2 separate regions of the Homo sapiens genome follow, and region 2 is linked to region 1. The links are chromatin loops, found by intact Hi-C in ENCODE. Cell type or tissue: Caco-2. All regions are shown on one strand. Each heading gives the region's core, and the rest is flanking DNA. Links, peaks and the distances in the headings are about the cores only. Region 1 has its middle 88 kb from the start of SPRED1. Region 2 has its middle 36 kb from the start of SPRED1.

Evidence for each region. Peaks named below come from ENCODE experiments on the same cell type or tissue, not always from the same donor. Only the 100,000 strongest peaks of a DNase experiment are listed, where the experiment ranks them.
Region 2: a loop joins it to region 1, with 4 times the contacts of the local background. A loop is called at or near these places in 1 of 110 quality-filtered maps.

What each region holds. Positions count from the first base shown.
Region 1 is chr15:38,160,037-38,169,856 of GRCh38, reverse strand. No RefSeq gene overlaps it. Among named protein-coding and RNA genes, the nearest start is that of SPRED1, 88 kb to the left of the region's middle. In Caco-2, for the core only: no CTCF peak of the experiment used is centred there; a DNase peak (open chromatin) is centred at 5,136.
Region 2 is chr15:38,212,383-38,222,202 of GRCh38, reverse strand. No RefSeq gene overlaps it. Among named protein-coding and RNA genes, the nearest start is that of SPRED1, 36 kb to the left of the region's middle. In Caco-2, for the core only: no CTCF peak of the experiment used is centred there; a DNase peak (open chromatin) is centred at 5,222.

The DNA of each region.
Region 1 (9,820 bases), core at 2,208-7,207:
ACAGTGCTAAAGAAAACTCTTAAGTGTCTAGGGATGTTGTAGAAGACTTTATAAAATTGGGACTTAAATGATGAATAATTTGAAAAGAGTTTTAAATTCCATCATTGGGAAATCACAGGAAGGCTGTTCTAGGCTGGGGAACAGCATTTGCAAAGGTAACTGAAACATAAATGTTCACAGCACATTCAGGGAAATACCATATAGAAAGGAAAGGCTGCTGTTTAAGATGGACATATTTAATTCCTGGATGCTAGGATTATTCTTAATTGTTAAAGGAAGTTAAACTACTTGGGCAAACAACTAATCTTTGTCAAAATACTGTCAGAAAAGTCTTAGTCCATCAATACAGTTGGAGATATTATTCTGGCTAGGAGCAACTCTTGATTTCCTGCAGAATGACATTGATGTGTTGTTATAAGCTGCATAGCACCCATTTTAATCTTAGGCCAACTCCAAAAGGCTGCACACATTCCTGTGATTATTTCAAGGTACAAATTTCTACATGTGGAGGAAAAAAATATTAAGTTTTGAATCCATTAGACCTGGGTTTGAATCTAGCCTCTTTCATTTTATTAAGTCAGTGGCTAAGTTACTTGCTTTCTGTGGGTTTCAATTTCTTTGTAAAATGAGGATAAAAATAGATACCTCATGTGGTTGTATGGATGATTGAATTAAATAATGCGTGTAAAGCATTTAGCACAGTACCTGGCACATTAAAGGAACTCAGAAAACCCCAAACCTCCAAAAATTGAAAAAAAAAAAAAAAAAAAAAAGAAAAATAGCAGGTTGGCCCACAGCCAGAGAGAAAAATGCCAGAAGGAATTTTGGAGCAGATATCAGCTGCTTGCTCCTCCTTTGATCTGGTGAGTAGTATCATTCCATAACGTGCTGAGCTTGGCCAAGCAGCTCAAGAGTTAATTTTCAACCCCAATGCCCTCTCCCAGTTTAGATTCAGGCTACCTGAGTTCAGAGTTTCCTGTGTTCCAGGTGAGCAGGACTCGCCCACCTCCTCCTGCTCAGCACTGCTTTCAAATAAGGGCACCTGGAGAAGAGAAAGAAGGTGGTTTAATCTGTAGGTCAGTAAATATCTCAGGGCTGGGCAGAGAGCAAGGATTTATAAGATGAAAGAGGACAGGCTTTCTGATTTGTGTCTGGCTCCCCCAAACCCTGAACAATCTGTTTCTATTTAAAACAAAAAGCCAAACATGTTTCTTTTAAGCTGGTTTAAGAGAATAGTGATGACTAAGGCAGTATATTTATTTCAGCTGTCACAGGAATAATTAACTCTTGAACATTTTTTGGTTAATTCTCCTGTATTTTTGAAAATACTGTGGTTCCCTTCCTAGGGACTCTTGAAAAGAAACTCATTTTGGGGTATTAAGATATCAGAGGAGCAAGTTCTCAATTCTTAAAACTTTCCTTGTTCAAAAACATTAGAAAGTTTTGTTGAAAGGACATAGATCTAAAGATGGTTGAGTAGGGATTACACAAATTAATGAAGGGACAAATGGAAATCACATTCACTCACTCGAAAAACAATTAAGCACCTATTTTGTAGCAGAGACTATAGATACAATTCTGGGTTAACAAAGAAGAATGAGATGTACCTGTCATCTATTTCTTAACAGCTTGGGGGGTTGCAGACAGGTAAGCACATCCTTACAACACAGTGTGATAAAGTGTGATTGTAGAAGTACAAGGTGGCACAGGAGAGGACTTGGAAACTCATTGGATGAGCTGAATTTAGCCAGATAAAGAGAGGGGTAGAAAGATTGTCATATCTTAATGCTTGGAAATAAGAGTGGAGTGGATTTGAGGAATGAGATTCATGTTAATGTATCTGGATCCCAAATGTAACAGGAGGAATGGCTAAAGATGAGGCTAGCAGGATACCCATTATCTTTCTTTCAGGAGCTTGTGCTGGTCTGGATTTAGGATTGAGGGGAAGGTAAATCTCCTTGTAGATTTTGGGCCCAAGCCACACACTCCAAGGGAATCTTGCCAGAAAGATGTGTAACGTGGTTCCTTGTTTCCCCTTTTGCTGTTGTTCCATGTGTGAATAGCTTCCAAAGAAAACTCAAGGGATGCTTGATGCAGTTGGATTTAGGTATTTCTCGGTCAATTAACAAAAAATCAGAACTTCACCTCAAGTCTCAACTACTGGGATGTTGGCATCCTTGGCAGGTAGAATCCAGTATTTGATGTATCAACTAATAAATTTAAGATGAGGGAAACTATGATGGGAATGGGCCTTAGGTACAACGGATTCCTGAGCGTTTAGCCATTGATTAATAATTACCAATTATCTTTACCTTGTCTTTATGAGTTGAAAGATGAGGAGGGAGGAGAATACCAGAAGAACAGATCTATAAATAATGAGCTATCTCAAATGCTGATCTGAACTACTGGAGATGTGGCTGTTTTAATACTTACCACTTAAATATATAGCTGTTTGCTTTCTTTAAAAATATAGCTCAGTATTCTTCCTAGAACACTCATGAATAATCGTCTTAAAAGAGTCATTAAATAAAATAATTAAAAAGGACTTAAGAGATTTTGTGGGGGGTCCAATACCTTTATTTTACAGATGAAATCTTTGCCTCAGAAATGTGAAGTGGTACATCTGGTCTACCTGCTGCCTCAGGGTTTTTTTTTTTTTTTTTTTTGAGATGGAGTCTCGCTCTGTCACCCAGGCTGGAGTGAAGTGGCACAATCTCAGCTCACTGCAACCTCTGCCTCCTGGGTTCAAGTGATTCTTCTTTCCCAGTCTCCCGAGTAGTTGGGATTACAGGCCTGCACCACCAAGCCTGGCTAAATTTTTTGTTGTTGTTGTTGTATTTTTAGTAGAGACGAGGTTTCACCATACTGGCCAGGCTGGTCTCGAACTCCTGACCTTGGGATCTGCCCACCTCAGCCTCCCAAAGTGCGGGGATTACAGGTGTGAGCCACTGCACCAGGCCCCACCTCAGGGCTTTTATACCTACTGTTCCCTTGCTGTTCCCTCCATCAGGAATATTTCCCCCACTTTGCTTTGCTTGTCACCTCATCATTCAGGACTTTACCCAATAATTATTGAATTCCTTAACTAAAATAACTTCTGACCAATTTCTCTTTTTATCCATACCTGTTTTATTTTCTGTATTGCATATACATTTTCTGAAACATTTTGTTTTCTTGTTTATTGACTGTATCTTTCACTAGAATTTAAGTAAGGATTTGTCTTAATTATTGCTGTAACCCCAGCATATAAAACTGTGCCAGGCAAGAAAAAATGAAATACCAAGGAATACATCTAACCAAGAAGATGAATTTCTATACCAGGAGAACTACAAAATGCTGATGAAAGAAATGAGAGGTGATACAAATAAGTGGAGAAACATTCCACGCTCATGGATTGGAGGAATGAATGCCATTAAAATGGCCGTACTACCCAAAGAAATTTATAGATTAAACACTAATCCTATCAAATTCCCAATGTCATTTTTCACAGAAGTTGAAAAAACTATTCAAAAATTCATATGGAAACAGGCTGGGCGCAGTGGCTCACACCTATAATCCCAGCCCATTGGGAGGTTGAGGTGGGTGGATCACTTGAGGTCAGGAGTTTGAGACAAGCCTGGCCAACATGGGGAAACCCTGTCTCTACTAAAAATACAAAAATTAGCCAGGTCTCGTGGAGGGTGCCTGTAATCCCAGCTACTTGGGAGGCTGAGGCAGGAGAATTGCTTGAACCCGGGAGGCAGAGGTTGCAATGAGCTGAGATGGCACCACTGCACTCCAGCCTGGGCAACAGAGTGAGACTCTTTCTAAAAATATATATGTATAAATAAATAAATACAATAAAATTGATGTGGAACCAAAAAAGAGTCAAAATAGCCAAAGCAATCCTAAGCAAAAAGAACAAAGGCAGAGGCATCACATTACCCAACTTCAAACTATACCATAAGACTACAGTAACCAAAACAGCATGGTTGTGGTACAAAGACAGACACATAGACCAATGGAACAAAATAGAGAACCCAGAAATAAAGCTACTGTGGAGACTATTCAGGAGGCTTATTCATGAAGTTGGCCCCATCTGCAACTTCTGCTACCCACATTCTTGTTCTTGGGCTTTTCTTTCCAAAGCACACTCAAGTTAGTGCCCTTGGAAATGTTAGACATATTCCATATCTTTTGAAGGCATCCCACTACGATTTTAAGCCGAAACCAATTTGCCTTTTAGAATAATTTAAATTTCCCTGCGACGAATAGAATACATGGAAACAATAATTAATTTTTGGCTCCGAGCATTTTTTATAAAACTGAACGTAGGCTGTAAAGTCAAGGTTTTCATTTTAGATTTATAGCTTCTCGAAGTCAGGGACCATCTCTTAATCATCATTGTCTCCCCAGTGCCCAGTACAGCCTCTACTACATAATAAATGCTGTGTTTGCTGAAGCAGTGATTGAGTAAATGAATGAACACTCACCATGTAATAGCAATTTTCTCCTTGATTGTTGGTGCCTGTACCTGCCAGACCCATCCCTAGACAGAGTTTTTCAACCTCCACACTATTCACATTTTGCACTGATCATTCTTTGTTGCTATCCTGTGCATGTAGGATGTTTAGCAGCATTTCTAGCCTCTACTTGCTAAATGCTGGTAGCTCCCCACAACCCCAAACCCTACACCTATCATGACAATAAAAAATGTCTCTAGACATTGCCAAATGTTCCCTGGGGGACAAAATTGCCCCTATTGGAGAACCACTAAGCGACAAGAATAGGAGCCCTATAATTTGAGGCCAGCTCTGCTTAATCTGAGCTGATAAGGACTAAGCCTGAACATATATTATTAAGAGTCAGAAGAATATTTTTATTCTGTAGGATTCATGATGAAATTGAGAAATGGTTTGTAGCTTAAAAAGCCTTCAATGAACCCTGAATTCTCTTCCTAGTTCAGCATTTTCTCCCAGGCCCCATTCTGGGTGCTCAGTCTTTATGACTGGCTTCTGTCTGTGTTTCTGATTTGTGCTCTTTTTTTATGCTGGAATTCAAGCATGGTTCCGATCCCTGATCCCTTGGTTGAGGAGCTGATTGCTGCTCAGCTTCTACCCCTGTGGGTTGGACCCTGCTCAGTACACAAGGCATTGTTGCCTGAGTTGCTGTTTAACTCCAGAGGAACTCACCTCCTTGGACTTCTGGCTGCAACCTGTTTGACTAGGTGTTACTGCTGCCTAATCTCTTCTGTTGTGCTTCCCTACCCCAAAACGGATCCAAGCGTATTTTCATTACCTCAGAGGTGACTTGACTTTTCTAAATCCTTTGTGATAATGAAATTAGCACCGTTGGCCAGCTTCCTTTGGAGTTAGCCCTGCTTTTACTTAGCTTCATTTGCCCCAGGACCATCAATTCTGGCCTCTTAGCCTTTTCTTGCCAATTCACTGAAAGTTGTAATTGTCAGTGTTGAAAATTTGTTTTCCCTGGGCATGTACGCTAGACTCCCTTCCCTCCTCACCAAGGACTTAATGTTCAGCAACTTCGGGGTGATCTATGCAGGCTGCCTGACTTTTTTTGGTCCTGTTAATCAGATTCTCCAGCCCTCAGAGGCACCTCTTTTGTCTGCTGGCCCTAACCACAGAGAACTGTTAAAGAAAGGCTCATAATTAAACCCAAATGGGACACAAAAAACTTATGTTTCCTTCCTGATCACTGTACATCAGCTCTGCTATTTGTTCTTGTCTATTACCTGCCTAATTCCATCCCCTAACAATTGTTTCAAATACATTCCTTTCTCTATAAGCCCCCAAGCTTTCTTTACCACTGGGGAAACACTGACAGTCTTTCTTTTGCAAGATTAAGGCTATTTTTCCACTCCACTTTAACATATTCAAGTTTCTCTATCTACATTTGATTCTTCCTTCCAGGCTCAGCTAAAATGTGCCCTTTCTCTCCTTTCTGGGCTCCTCTACCAGGTTGAGGACCTGTATTTGTTTGACTTAGAATAGCTTCTTTATACACTTAGGGGCAAAGTCCAGTTACATCCTGCTTTTCCTCATGCAGAGTTGACAAAATGGAATGCCTTCCTTTATGCAGCCTCTCCTTTTCATTTTGCTGTGAAGGGGTAAAGAAAACACAATGTATTGTATTTATTAGCTTAGCTGCTAATTTTTTTTTCTCCCTGATACCTCTAGGCTAGTGCTGAGCATATAGCACAAACTGGAATACTAAAATTACTGATCAGTTGACAGATTAAAGTAACACCTGACTCTTGTTTGGCCCAATTTATCTCTTCCTTTTAAAGAACAACCATGTTCCTGGCATAGTTCATCTGGTTTGGTTAATTGCCTCCATTCCTGATTTACCTTTTTTTTTCCTTCTCCTTAATCAGCCATCAGTTTTCTCTGGTACTTATGGTTGGAAACCCTTTAGCCCACAGAAAAGATCTTCTACTTAAATCAATTTCCACCAGTTAGCTCTTAAATGCAGTTCTTAAGAAATTGGTAGAAAATTTATTTTTGTAGCCACCCACAGAAAACCAGTGTGGGTTTGGTTATACAGTGAGCAAATATTCAGTTCATCAACTGAATAGGCCTTATAATTCACAATATTTCCAATAGTTTTGCTTCATTTTGTTTTGTTAGTAAATAATTCTTGTTTGGCTGCCTGCGTATGGCTCAATGTTGGAGGAATAATTTACCCATGTTGCTGGGCGAGTCAGTTAATCCCTCTTTATTCCAGTGGTGCTCAATAGGTCTCTATTGTCCCCTGATATTCAAGACCATCTGTAATGGATCCGAAAATGATCTGAGACATGGATTTTTGAAGTGATAGCTAAGGTATTTCTAATGTTTTTGAAGGGTGATATGAAATGGCATTAAGAATACTGTACTGAAATTCAGGACATTTTGGGTTTAGTCCTTAAATCTGACAATATCTTAAAATGAGATCATCTTTAATCCTGCTGTGTCTCAAGTTTATCTTTTGGAAAATGAAGTTTCCTGTCAACTAAACATTTTCTGGTTTCTTACATTTCCAGTAGTACTGTGAAAGGAATATTTTAGAGACTCCTTCTCCCCATTTCTCTGTCATTTCACTGTGATACACCTTGCTATGAATCTCTTTATGAAAGTTATTTTTCTGGGCAATCTATAGGTCATGTAAATTTGGTGACATATGTCTTAGAAATCTTCTCATATTATCTGAGCTTCAGAATTTTGATGGAGCTGGTCCTAAGTCATATGCCCTGAAAGTATATGGAGGTTAAATTTAGAGAATCTTGTTTGTATAGAAGACAAGACTAAAGTGCAGTCTTGGATTGGCAATATTTGGAGGGAAATTGGCTGAAAATTTTTCTGAGTTGAAGGAGACATGAGTTCTTTGATAGAAAGTGCATTTCAAGTTTCAAGTAACTTAAATAAAATAAATCCACCTCAGAGCAAAACTTGCAGAATATCAAGGATAAAGAGAAAATCTCAAGGACTACCTGATCCCAAAGAAAGATTACGTTCCAAGAAAATGAGATGGCCAATAGACTTCTCATCTAATCATAGATTCCAGACGATACGAAGTAAATATCTTCAAAGTCCTAAGGGGAAAATGACTGACAACCTTCAAATCTGATCGCTAGGTAAATGGTTATTCAAGGGTGAGGGTAAACTAAAGACATTTTCTGGCAGGCATTCCACCCACAATCCCTTTTTCAGAGAACAAGGACACCATAAAGACAAGTATACCCAGAGGGGACAGGAGAGATGTAAAAAACACGGTGAGCACAGAAGTTAAAAGATGTTGGTAAATTTAAAGGAACAATTCGACTATTAAAAATAATAGCATCTTGTGTTTAAAAATAAGAAATAAAAGCTAGATAGGAACAACTTTATGGAGGTGGGAAATGTTCAAGTGTTCCAGGGTCATTGTCTTGTCTGTTAAGAGGGGGGATAATATTAAGTGATTTAGACTCTGTTAGAAAAACATATAGCTAAGTACATATGTTCAGGGAAACCACTAGAAGAACAAGAATATAATCGATAGCTTCTACACCATAAAAAAACCATGTCACCTAACCCATGGCAGGAATGGAGGGAGCAGAAAAACCACTAAACAAAAAACAAACAAAAAAAGATGGGTGAAATATATGTAAGTGCAGAAAGAATAATGACTGCCAAACATATTTTTAATCACGGGTTGCATATTATAGACATTTGGATTACTCTAGATTTTTTTTTTCTTTTGGGGGTTTAGAAGGAACAGCAAGGAGGTGAAAGCCCTTCAAGATACTGGGATTATGAGAGCTATTTTACTCTCATACCAATTGTTAGTTTGAATTTGAAAACTTTCTTTAATATTATAGATAATGTAATTTCAGACAGATTTCCAAGTTTTCCCCATATAATCTAGAAAATGGCTATAGAAAAACCATTTTCATTTAATACCGAAAAGAAGAAGGAAAAAACCTTGCATTCCCTCTTAAACACCTGGCATCTGGTGTTTCATTCCACTTCCCAGATGGACTCCTTTAATAGAGCTCTTTATAGACAGCCCATAGGTTAGGAACACCAAATAGTACACTGCAATTTTAGAGATGGTTGTCTGTGTTTACTATAATTATAGAGGTATTTAAAACTTTTGCATTTTCCCATTGGGAGAGAAAAATAGAAGGATTTGGGGGTAATCAGTTGTTATGGACACATCTTGAAGTTAAATTGAAGCTATGTTTAGTTTGCCTGTAGCAGAGTCTGACTTCAAAAAGAGCACCGGATTTTGAAAGCTGTATATTTGCAAATATTCTAAATTCAGTTGCTAACCAGCTACCGACCTACAAAAACCAGGCAATCAATAGATTATGCTTTGTGCTGTTGATGAGGCTTAAATTTTCAATGTAATCAATCCATTATGTCTATTTAATTAGTAGTTGTTTTCTTCTTAAGAAATTATTAGATGACTGATTTTTATTTTTATTTTTTACTTGCGCTTGAGTTTACTTTTTTATTCTCAAGTCAAATTATAGGTCACTGAGTTACTGGTATTAATATACGTAGGAATTCCCTAGTTTAAACCTTTATAACACAGAAGATGACACTGAGGGTCAAAGAGGAAATGCAATTTTCTCAAATTCTTAGGATTCATTAGTGGCAGAGATTTGGCCTGAAACCTTGAAAATTTGTGGGTTGCTTTCATTTAGAGTCCCTTATAATATGTCCAAAGGAGGGTGGCCATATTACCATTTTGACAAGGGTTATTTTATCACTTCAATATTTAACAAATTCATTTGTATCTGTGACACATCCTACTGATGAACAATAAACTATCAGTAGAAATTTAGTGAAGTAATTTATTGACCAGTTTGTTGTCAAATGTTGTACCTTCTGTCCACTGACTAATTCACAAGAGGAAAATAATTTAGGAAATTCCCAGATTTAGCCTTCTGATTGATGTTGTGTAAAACAGTGGTTTGTTATTATTTTTAAATTATAGAATATTTCATGCACACAAAAAGGTTAAAAATCTAATAGGAAGTCATGTTTCTACCTACCACAACATTTAATACATATTTCACTCAAACATAGCTTTTAGTTCTATCCATGCTAATACATGAAAATTAGGTTCACTAAAAAAAATTACAATGTAGTATTCAATTGTATGATTCATTTTGTATTCCCAAAGATAATATATAGGTTTATAAAAATTTAATTTTGCTTTCATAAATAGTACTGTAATTAACATCCTTGTATACTCTTCTTAGTACACATATGGGAATGTTTTTACAATATATAACTAGAAGTGGAAGAACTGGCTAAAAATTATTTCTTTGGTTTTATCAGATACTGCCTTTTAG
Region 2 (9,820 bases), core at 2,797-7,796, 52 kb before region 1:
ACACTTTGATGGATAGATGCCAGAAGGTTCTGGTGCCTTGTGGGGCCAACTAGACGGTCAGGGAACTCCACCCAATCCAAGCTGATTAGGCCAAGTAGGCAGTAGTTAACTGTGTGAAAGGTGAAGGAGAGGATTCTGGGAAAGATACTGTAAATGCCCTCGGCAATGAGTTTTCATAAATTCATCTGGCCACAGAGTGTATACTAGCTCCATATTTAAAATATCTTAAATTTTAAGAGTAATTTATGTTTGTCATTTAACAAATGAAAAAAGCGTAGATGAATATAAGGTAAAAAGTCCCCCTCCGGCCGGGCGCGGTGGCTCATGCCTGTGATCCCAGCACTTTGGGAGGCCGAGGCGGGCGGATCACGAGGTCAGGAGGTGGAGACCATCCTGGCTAACATGGTGAAACCCCGTCTCTACTAAAAATACAAAAAATTAGCCGGGCGTGTTTTCGGGTGCCTGTAGTCCCAGCTACTCAGGAGGCTGAGGCAGGAGAATGGCCTGAACCCGGGAGGCAGAGTTTGTAGTGAGCCGAGATGGCGCCACTGCAGTCCGGCCTGGGCAAAAGAGCGAGACTCCGTCTCAAAAAAAAAAAAAAAAAAAAAAAAAAAAAGTCTCCCTCCTGTGTGGTGATACCCTAATCCTACAATTTGAGTAAGCACAGCTAACAGTGTCTTGTTTATCTTCCCAGGAGTGTTTAGTGCATGTATAACCGGTATAGTGAAGGGGCTAAGACTAAATAAGGTGAAATCAGAAGAGTAGCTTTATTTTTTTCTTTAACCCAAGCCCTTCAAACCCATTCTACCAGTCTCCCTCCATAGACCTTGGACAGTATTTTGAGCAGATCCTATGGGTTTTCCAAACATGTCTAGATGTTAAAACATTCTTTTATTTTAAAATGTATTTAAAAGGTCAATCTGATCAAAATCAAAAGTTCCTTCTCATATCTGACTTTAAACTTCTACCCTCTCCTTAGCTTAGGCCTGGCCTTGGCTCAGAAATCTGCAGTGAGGAGGAGGAAGGTGGAATTTGGCTTGTCTGTCCACTCTGCCTTGCTTTCCCACTCCTCTGGATCCCCTGCTGAACCTGGCTACTCCAGGACCGGGCTGAGGGGCAGGAGGAGAGGTAACAGAACAAGGTCTTGCTCAACAGGTGCTTTGTAATCAGATCAGTGCCCTCTGGATAGTGCATACCTCATGCTGGCTTTTTCCTTTATGGATGGTTTTGTAGGTTTTTCAGAGAATGCCCTCTGCTGAAGCAGCACTTTTGTTCTCTGTTCAATGAATCATTTGTTTTGAGAGATGCTCTCTCAGCTTAGCAGAATGGTTCCCTTCCTTCCACAGAATGTTTCAGCTGGGGTTATCTTGGCCTGGAAGCCAGCTCTCTGGGGGCAAGTTCTTTTCGAGATAGCACTAGCCTGGCAATCTTCCAGGAGGATCACTTAGCCCATGGGAGAGCTTGGCATCATTGCCCCACAGAAGCATGGAGGAACAGCCTATTCCAACCAGAGCCCTCTTTCTTTGCTTTATCCTAGCAGGTCATTCTGGCCACCCTTCAGCCTTTTCCAGGCAACAGGCAGGCACTTCGTTCTGTACCCCTGAGTTCTAGGGAACAAAGGTCAAGCTCACCCAAGGGTTCTCTCACTACACTCTTACAAGAGGAGGAAGCCTTCTGAGTTTTTGAAGATTGGCAACAGTCAAGCTGGGGGTGGGATGCCTTTTCTCCCTCTAGTGAGCCCCCCATTCTCTCCAAAGTTCTCTCTTTTCCTCTAACTTGGCACCCTGTGCAGCTTCTCTCATGAGGCGGGCAATCCCCTGGAGCTCTAACACTATTGGGCCAACAACTCTTATCCAGGTTCTCCTCTTCTTCCTCACTCTGATCAACCTCTAGTATCCTCTTACACAGAGATTGATGGTAGGTGATGGGCTAAGGGTCACAGTATAGGGTTTTGTTCACCATTTAGCAAGTCCTAAATGGATAAGATAGCACCTCTATTTAGAACATGGGGGAACATGTTACTTACTGTTATCAATTTTGAAACCTCAGCCCAAATTCAGAGACAACAGGAAAAGTACACACACTTCTAAATATTGTATATCCTTTTCTTAACTTCAAATGGGAGTATACTATTCTTACTGTTTTGAAACTTGTTTTCTTCACTCAAGAACATATCTTAGACATCTTACATTGTCCATATGTACAGATTACTGTATCTTTCTAATGGTCTATGCACTGTATGTCCATTTTCAGGTTTCCATTATTACAAACAGTGTTAAAATGAATAATCTTTGTACACTTTTGAAAGCGTATCTGTAGAATAAATTTCTACAAAGAGAACAACTTTGAATTCATAAGTAGGACTTTAATATGTCTTGCCAATTTGCCAGTTTTCTATCAGTTTTCGCTGTCACCATTGAGGTATAGGATACCCATTTCTCCATACTTCCACCAAAAGCATTGAAATGTTTTTCAATGTGATAGGTAAAAAAAATCTCTACCTTATTTTAGTTTGTGTTCAACTGTAAACATGGCTGAACATCTTTCCATATGTCGCTTGGTCTTTGATATCTTTTGTTCCAAGTTGCCTTTTCACATCCTTTGCAAGTTTTTGTACTCATGATTTTCATATTGATTTTTAAAGAGCACCCCACATTAAGGACATTAGCCATTTTCTGATACATGAAATGCAAACATCGTCTCCAGTTCTTGTTTGATACATTGGCTTTGTGTGTATCTTTTATTTCTCTTCTCCAAAGAAGTTTTACAGTTTAATGCAGTAAATTCATCACTATGCATTTGTGGCCTCTGGATTTTATGATATCCTTAGGTTATGAAAATATTCCCCCATTTTCTTCTAGTGTTTCAATGGCATCATTTTTTTTTACATTTAAGTTATTGATCTTTATGGAATATATTTTAGGGTAAAGTGTGAGCTTATTTTTATCTAACAAAGCAAACTTTTACATTTATTTTTACTTATTTTTCATTTTAAAATAATTTTTAATTGACTATTTATTTATTTATTTATTTATTTATTTTAGAGATAGGTTCTCTCTCTGCTGCCCCGGGTGGAGTACAATGGTGTGATCATAGCTCGCTGCAGCCTCAAACTCCTGTGCTTAGATGATCCTCCTGCCTCAGCTTCCTTAGTAGCTGGGAGTGTAGGTGCATACCAACGAATTCAACTAATTTTTTTATTTTTTGGAGAGATAGAGTCTCACTATTTTGCTCAGGCTGGTCTTGACTTGCCAAGCTCAAGCAATCCTCCCACCTTGGCCTCCCAAAGTGCTGGGATTACAGGCATGAGCCACCACCCCCAGCCCTCAAAGCAAACTTTTTGCCTCTCAGACTTCAGTAACTCCTCTTTCTCTTCTTCACATCACTAAATGAAAATCTAAATCCCTTTAACTACAGCTTCCCACACAGCTAAAGGCAAAAGCAAATACAAAAGGTAAATTTTGTGTGTGTGTTTTAAATAATGCCCACAGCCCACTTTCCAGGAATCTTAGCCTGAATTTTCTGGGCATTGGTCTCATGGACCAGTGCTTATTTTCATGGCAGTTACAATGGGTTTTCAGATCAGGTGATAAAAAGAGGCAAGAATATTTGCTCCTTCTTATTTTTATAGCAGATGCCAGGAGAGAGGAAGTAATAGGCCCAAGGTCATAGAACAAATTAGAGTGTTGAAATCCAACATTCTGAGCCATCAAGCCTGTTGCACTCATCATTGGACAATATCTTGTAAAAAGCACAGGTAGAAAGCATTCTTCTTATTGCATCACTCACCAAATTACATAATCCACAACAAAAACAGCTAGAGGGCAGTGGGCAGGGTAAAGCTTAGCCCATTGAAATGCACAGATGTTTTAGTGAATTGGGAAAATGGCCTGCTCATAGAGATCATATATAATAATTGACAATGTGAGTCAGAGTTGGGCCTCATTCAGAATTAATCTTATCCTCTTAATGAAATTGCTGATTGTTTTGACTTGCTCCTCTCTGCCTGTTTCAAGTTGCCTGACAGTGTGTTCCAAAGACAGTCCTGCTGGTCTGAGGCTCTATTCTCAAGTGCTGAATTATAGCGTCCATTAAGGAGTTCAGAAGATCTGTTTGGAGAGGCAGGAATCCAGCAAAGCTTCTAATTTTTCCATGATGACTGATGGATTTGGAGCACTCTTAAGGGGCGGCTGTATAATGCTAAGTGTTTAGCATGTGCCAGATTTGTCACCTTACATGAACCCTGTAGCTACCTTTTATTCCAATCTCATCTTCATAGGCTACCAAGAAGTGGTAGGTGGGAGGGGGGAATAGGAGGGAACTGCTGCTTCCAAGGGAAGAAGATTTCTGACTTTGGGAGTAGGGAGAGGTGGGAGGGAACGTGGGCAGTGAAGGGGGAGGCACCAAAAAAAAAAAAAAACCCTGCCTGTGTCCTAATTACCTGGAATATTCCCTGCTTGGATTTCATAGGTCATTAGATTTCTTCCAGAAATGTTGTTTTGCAAAGGGTGTGTGGAGTAAGCAGACCTGCTGGTGAATAGGACATCCCTTCCTAACAACAGGATATGGAAGGGTTCAGCTCCAGGAAGATCTCTGTGCCCAAAATGGTGGAAAGAAGTCGGAAATGGTCTCTGTATGACCAGCTGCTATTTTCTGTAAACTCAAGTGGCTCTGGGGATCGGCCCCAGCACCTCGTAATACTGGGAGACAGTGTTTAATCTTAGGTGCCTGAAGTTCTTCAGTTAGTTTGTGGTTTATGTGGTTAGTGCTGACAGCACCAGCTAAGTTGGAGTTACAGGCAGTGATTGTGCTTGTCATAGAAATGGTTCATTCCTTGATGTGCTTTCAAGTGCTGTGTCCTATGAATCCTGTTGGCAAGAAAACCATCCTCCACCCTAGCACTTACTTAATAAATATGTCTTGAAACACAGCCAAAAATGCATATGTTTGCTGTGCTGTTAGATTCCTTCTTGAAAGGGAAAAGCTCTTCTGAAAGTGATGCACAAAGGATTCTATTAATTAGAAGAACTTATAATGTCTCCCTATGGAATAAAGAAAAAATAATAGCCTGTATTGCTACTCCACTAGTTCCTTTGTTGGACAACATGTATTGCTTTTGCTCCTAGCAAAAAAATTGCTGCTCTGACCCCTCAGTTGTCTCTCTTATCCTTCTGCTGTGCACATACAACTATTCACTAATGTCAACAAGACTTATGAGTGCATATCCGGTGGGGCGGAGGCAAAGGGACTAGATCCCAAAGTCAACATCTTCGCAATGCATCCCAAGATGAAAATGATCAAAGTCTCATTACTCTTCAATGACTAAGAGAAAACAAGGTAGCACATTCAGGACACAGGTTAGAGATGAAACAGAAGATTTTAATTTGTTTCTGATTTATGTTCGTATATGCACCAGATCCAAAAACATTTCAAGTCAAACTTGTCTCTAGGTATGGTAAAATAGGGTCATTGGAACTCACTTGAAAATAGAATTCTAGAAAGTAATTTAAACTTCCAGAAAGCTGGAGGGGGAAAGAGCAGCCATCCAGGCAGAAATCAGATGCTAAAGATTCTGAAACACACTTGGGTGAGTATCATCAGAAGAAAACATGTGTGTTGGATAAAGTAGCTAGAGAGAGGCCTCCATGCCTCTGAGGGAACAGAGAGATTCCTTAGCTTGTTTCTGCCTTGATGAGTTGATGACACTGTAGTTAGACTAAGAGGGGCTCCTAAGAAGACTTAGTCTCAATTCTAAAACCAGTGCTTCCAGACCTCCATTTTATTCTGGGGATAATACACTCCTATTTTCCTTTGTAAGTTATACTGTGTATTCTGTGTCCCCTACAGATTTATACCCCACCCTTTTCCACTCTGGACCCTATGAGGCTGATGTCTATGGCCTACATCACCTGGGCTCCCTTGCCTCTGGCTTTTCTTTGGGTTTGGCTAATGGAAGTGGCTGGCAAAAAGTCAGAGGGCGGCAGGAAAGAGAGATGGATCAACTTTTTCCCCACTGCCCTTGCTGCCAGGCCTCTGTTTATTAGTGGCTGTGTTCCTTAGAAAAGGCCACAGCTCCTGTCAGGATCCTTTCCCACTGTTCAGGTCTCCCTGGGATCCAACAACCACCCCTTTCCCTTAGCTGTCAGGCCTAGGATTGCTAGTGTCTTCTCTCTTTTGCTAGCCCAGAGATGTTTCACCATCCTTCCTTGGCTTTCCTTAACCAGTCTTACTCTTTGAATGAGCTATCTGTTTTCTGCTAGAATTATGACGTGGATATCCATCCATATCAGCACAGCTACTAAGAACAGAAAGCAAGCAGCCAGTCCCTTATCTGGATCCAACAACATACTTTACAGTGTTGTGGGTTTCTGGTAGTTGTTTTACCTTTGGAAATGTTGTTCACAGGCTCCCATTACAAATGGTCACTTCTGCTGTGTTTTACCTCTATCCTCTGGCCATATTAGCTGTTAAGTGACAACCTTGGCCTATCTGCTCTGACTCTTTCTTGCTTTGGATAATTTAAGTAAGTGCTTCCTATGAGTCAGGTACTGTGCTGAGCTTTTTACTTATATATTTTATTAAATCATCTCAATAAATAGGTACTATGTTTGTCCATAGGTCACAAATGAGAAAACTGAGGTGCAGAAAAAGCTAGTGAAAGTTACACAGCTAGGAAGAGCAGGCATTCAAATTCTGTTCTGCTCTAAACTGCAAACCTCTGTGCCAGCTGATCCTCTGGCTTAGATCTCAGAACTCACTATCATTACATGCCATGTTTCTACATACATTGGTGCTTCCCTTGTGTTTTCTAAACCATGGGGTATCTTAGCTATTCAAACTGCTCACTAGGCTTCTAGTCCTGGCCCATCTCCTGTTCCTCCCAATCTGGAGCTTGATCTCTGTTTTAGTTTGCTAAAACTGCCATAAAAAATACTCCTGGGGGGCTTAAACAATAGAATTTATTACTCATGGTTCTGGAGGCTGGAAGTCCAATATCAAGGTACTAGAATTCTAGGTTTCATTCTGAGGACATTCTCTCTGAGGCCAGTTGCTCTGTGTGTGTGTGTGTGTGTGTGTGTGTGTGTGTGTGTGTGTGTGTACATAAGGTTGTCTTTGTGCACATGAGGAGAGTTCTCTGGTGGCTGTTACTCTTCTTAGACACCAGTTCTATCAGATTAGGGCTCCATCCTTACGATTTCATTTAACCTTTATTACCTTCTTAGAGGCCCTGTCTCCAAATATTCACATTGGTGGTTAAGGCTTCAACATATGGGACACTGTGGGAACACAATTCAGTCCATACAGTACCTCTTTAGGAACCCAGACTTAGCATTGATTCCTGAGTCATCATGGTCAAAAACAAAAATCAGATCCTCTAGGGTAGGAAAAAAAATTCCCTCCCCCTCACACCTACAAGGTAGGAATCTTTCTAAATTCTTATAAACAAGTGATTTTTTTTCTAAATTCTTATAAATGAGTGAATTTTTTCAAAAGCATTTGGAAATATTACGTTAAACTGTACATATATGAGGACCTTGATTAACAGAATATTTATTTTTAAGGCATCCCATTCTAACTTCAGACAGAGCAACATTATGTCATCCTAGTAAGATGCGGTCTATGTCATATTTAATATTCTGTGTGAACTTACACGTTTCTGAAGTAGACAGGATTTATTTGTACAGCATGAGAAGGGTGTGGAGAGGAGAGCTGCCAGTCATAGATAAAAACATACTTGGAGGTGTTTAATTAAGAGAAGAGAAGAAAAGAAAAAAGCTTTGAGGGTGAAGAGAAGGGGATGGATGAAATATTTTATCCTTTGGCAAATGTGTTTTCTGTGAAAAATTACAGGATTAAAAAAGTGGTCATGGAAGCTGTTTACCTTCCTTTCCTACTTCTACTCTTCATTCTCATAAATCTGACAAGTTTATTTGTTTCTGCTCAGTTGTACCTCTGGAGAAGAAGATAGGGACTATCTATAGTGGACTAGTTCCAGTTAGCTAGTTCCTAAAGTAAATCTGGCACTTGATAATGAAGAATCTTCACACATTAGGTTATTTTAACTTCCAAGAATCTGGCTAATCTGGTAGAAGTACCATAGCTCTCCAGAGGAGCAATTTATCACTTTGATTAGAAAAAGAAAGCCAGTATTATTTTATACATGGAGAAAAATGTAATAGAACATTATTGGAAATGATTTGCCATTGGTATATATTTTTAACTTGGCATGTGTAGATATATGGAGTATGTCAACATAGACAAATCTTCGTGTTTTGTTTTGTTACAGTGCATGCTATAGCAAGGGAATCTAACAGCACCAGTGGTACTGGCTGTTGGGTTGGGGACATACCTCAGATTAGGTAGCCCAAGCCACTTGTGTTTCTCCAAAGTCCTGTGGGTGTTTTGAACTGAGAGAGTAACACAAAAAAAGAGCATGGGGTCTCTGGACAGTTACAGGTCTGGAGCACCTGGCTCCTGGGATACGTGAGGTAGAACTTGCTGAGACGCAGTGATAGGAGGTTTAATACTCTGGTGTGTCTTAATAGTACTAGTGTAGAAAATCCATCCCTGTTATTACTCTGATCTTTTCAGGAAGCAAAGTCCACAGTCTTTCCCAGGCACTCTTTTAGTCTGTAGTGCTATTATGTCCAACAGTTCTCTATAAGTAACTCCAATCACTTATGCTAAGTGTAAGCCTACTGTCTTTTGTTCTAACTACAGTAAAGCTAAATGTCAGTGAGTCTGCATAATGATTCTTGTCCTTGAAAACTTTCTCTTGCCTTTATTAAATGCATTGTTCCTCTCTGAGTTATAAAAAGACCAAGGAAAAAAGAAAGCAACAAAATGGATGTGTCATTAGAGTGAATATCTTCAGAAAGTTCCTCACACGCCCTGGATTTTCTGATTTTTACCTCTTATATTCTGGAATCGAGGGTGATATGAACACATAACCAGAGCATGTCATTCTTTTCTTCATGAGCAGAAGGGAGGGGTTTTGTGAATTAAAAACTCAAATGCTAATGCCATGGAAAAATTATGACTTGGTATCACAAACGCAGTCAGTGTTTGTGCAGCCTCTCCTACTATGTTTAAACTATAAAACAGAACTCCTGTCTCTTTACATAAGCATAGTGGTATCACAGGGAACTACTTATGTGAGAAGGCTTTTCTCTCTTTCCCTAGTTTTTCCTTCTCTTTTTTAGTGAGTGTGGGGGAAGAGTTTCAGCTCTTAGATGTTGGCCTTTATAACTTCCTTGTTGAAATTGTGAAGTTCCAAAGTTAATGTTTCCCTCAGGGAATTTCCTTGACAAGCAAACAGTTCTTGCCTTATTCTTCCAAGGTGGGAAACATTCAAGGAGGGAGGTCTCTCAGCCACAGCTCTTCCTGGAACATCTCCCCACTCCACTCTGGAATGTGGGGCCTATGGGGCCTGTGGCAGGTGGGAAACCTGTGGAACACAAAGCCCAGTTGTCCCTCTTCTAAAACTTTGCTTTGTCTGTTCAGAAACTGTCTGGATTGAGCTGGTGTCTCAGCACAGAGATGCCATGAGAATCTATGGGAGTAGCTACTCTATCCTTGGGATTGGTCAATGTATTGTCCCCAAGCCTGAAGGACAAAAACCTCACTCATTCACCTGTGCCAATAGACACTTGTGATGGTTAATATTACGAGTCAACTTAGCTAGGCTACAGCACTCAGATATTTGGTCAAACATTATTCTAGATGTTTCTTTTTTTCCTTTCTTTCTTTTTCTTTTTTTTTGAGATGGAGTCTCACTCTGTCATCTGGGCTGGAGAGCAGTGGTCCCGTCTTGGCTCAC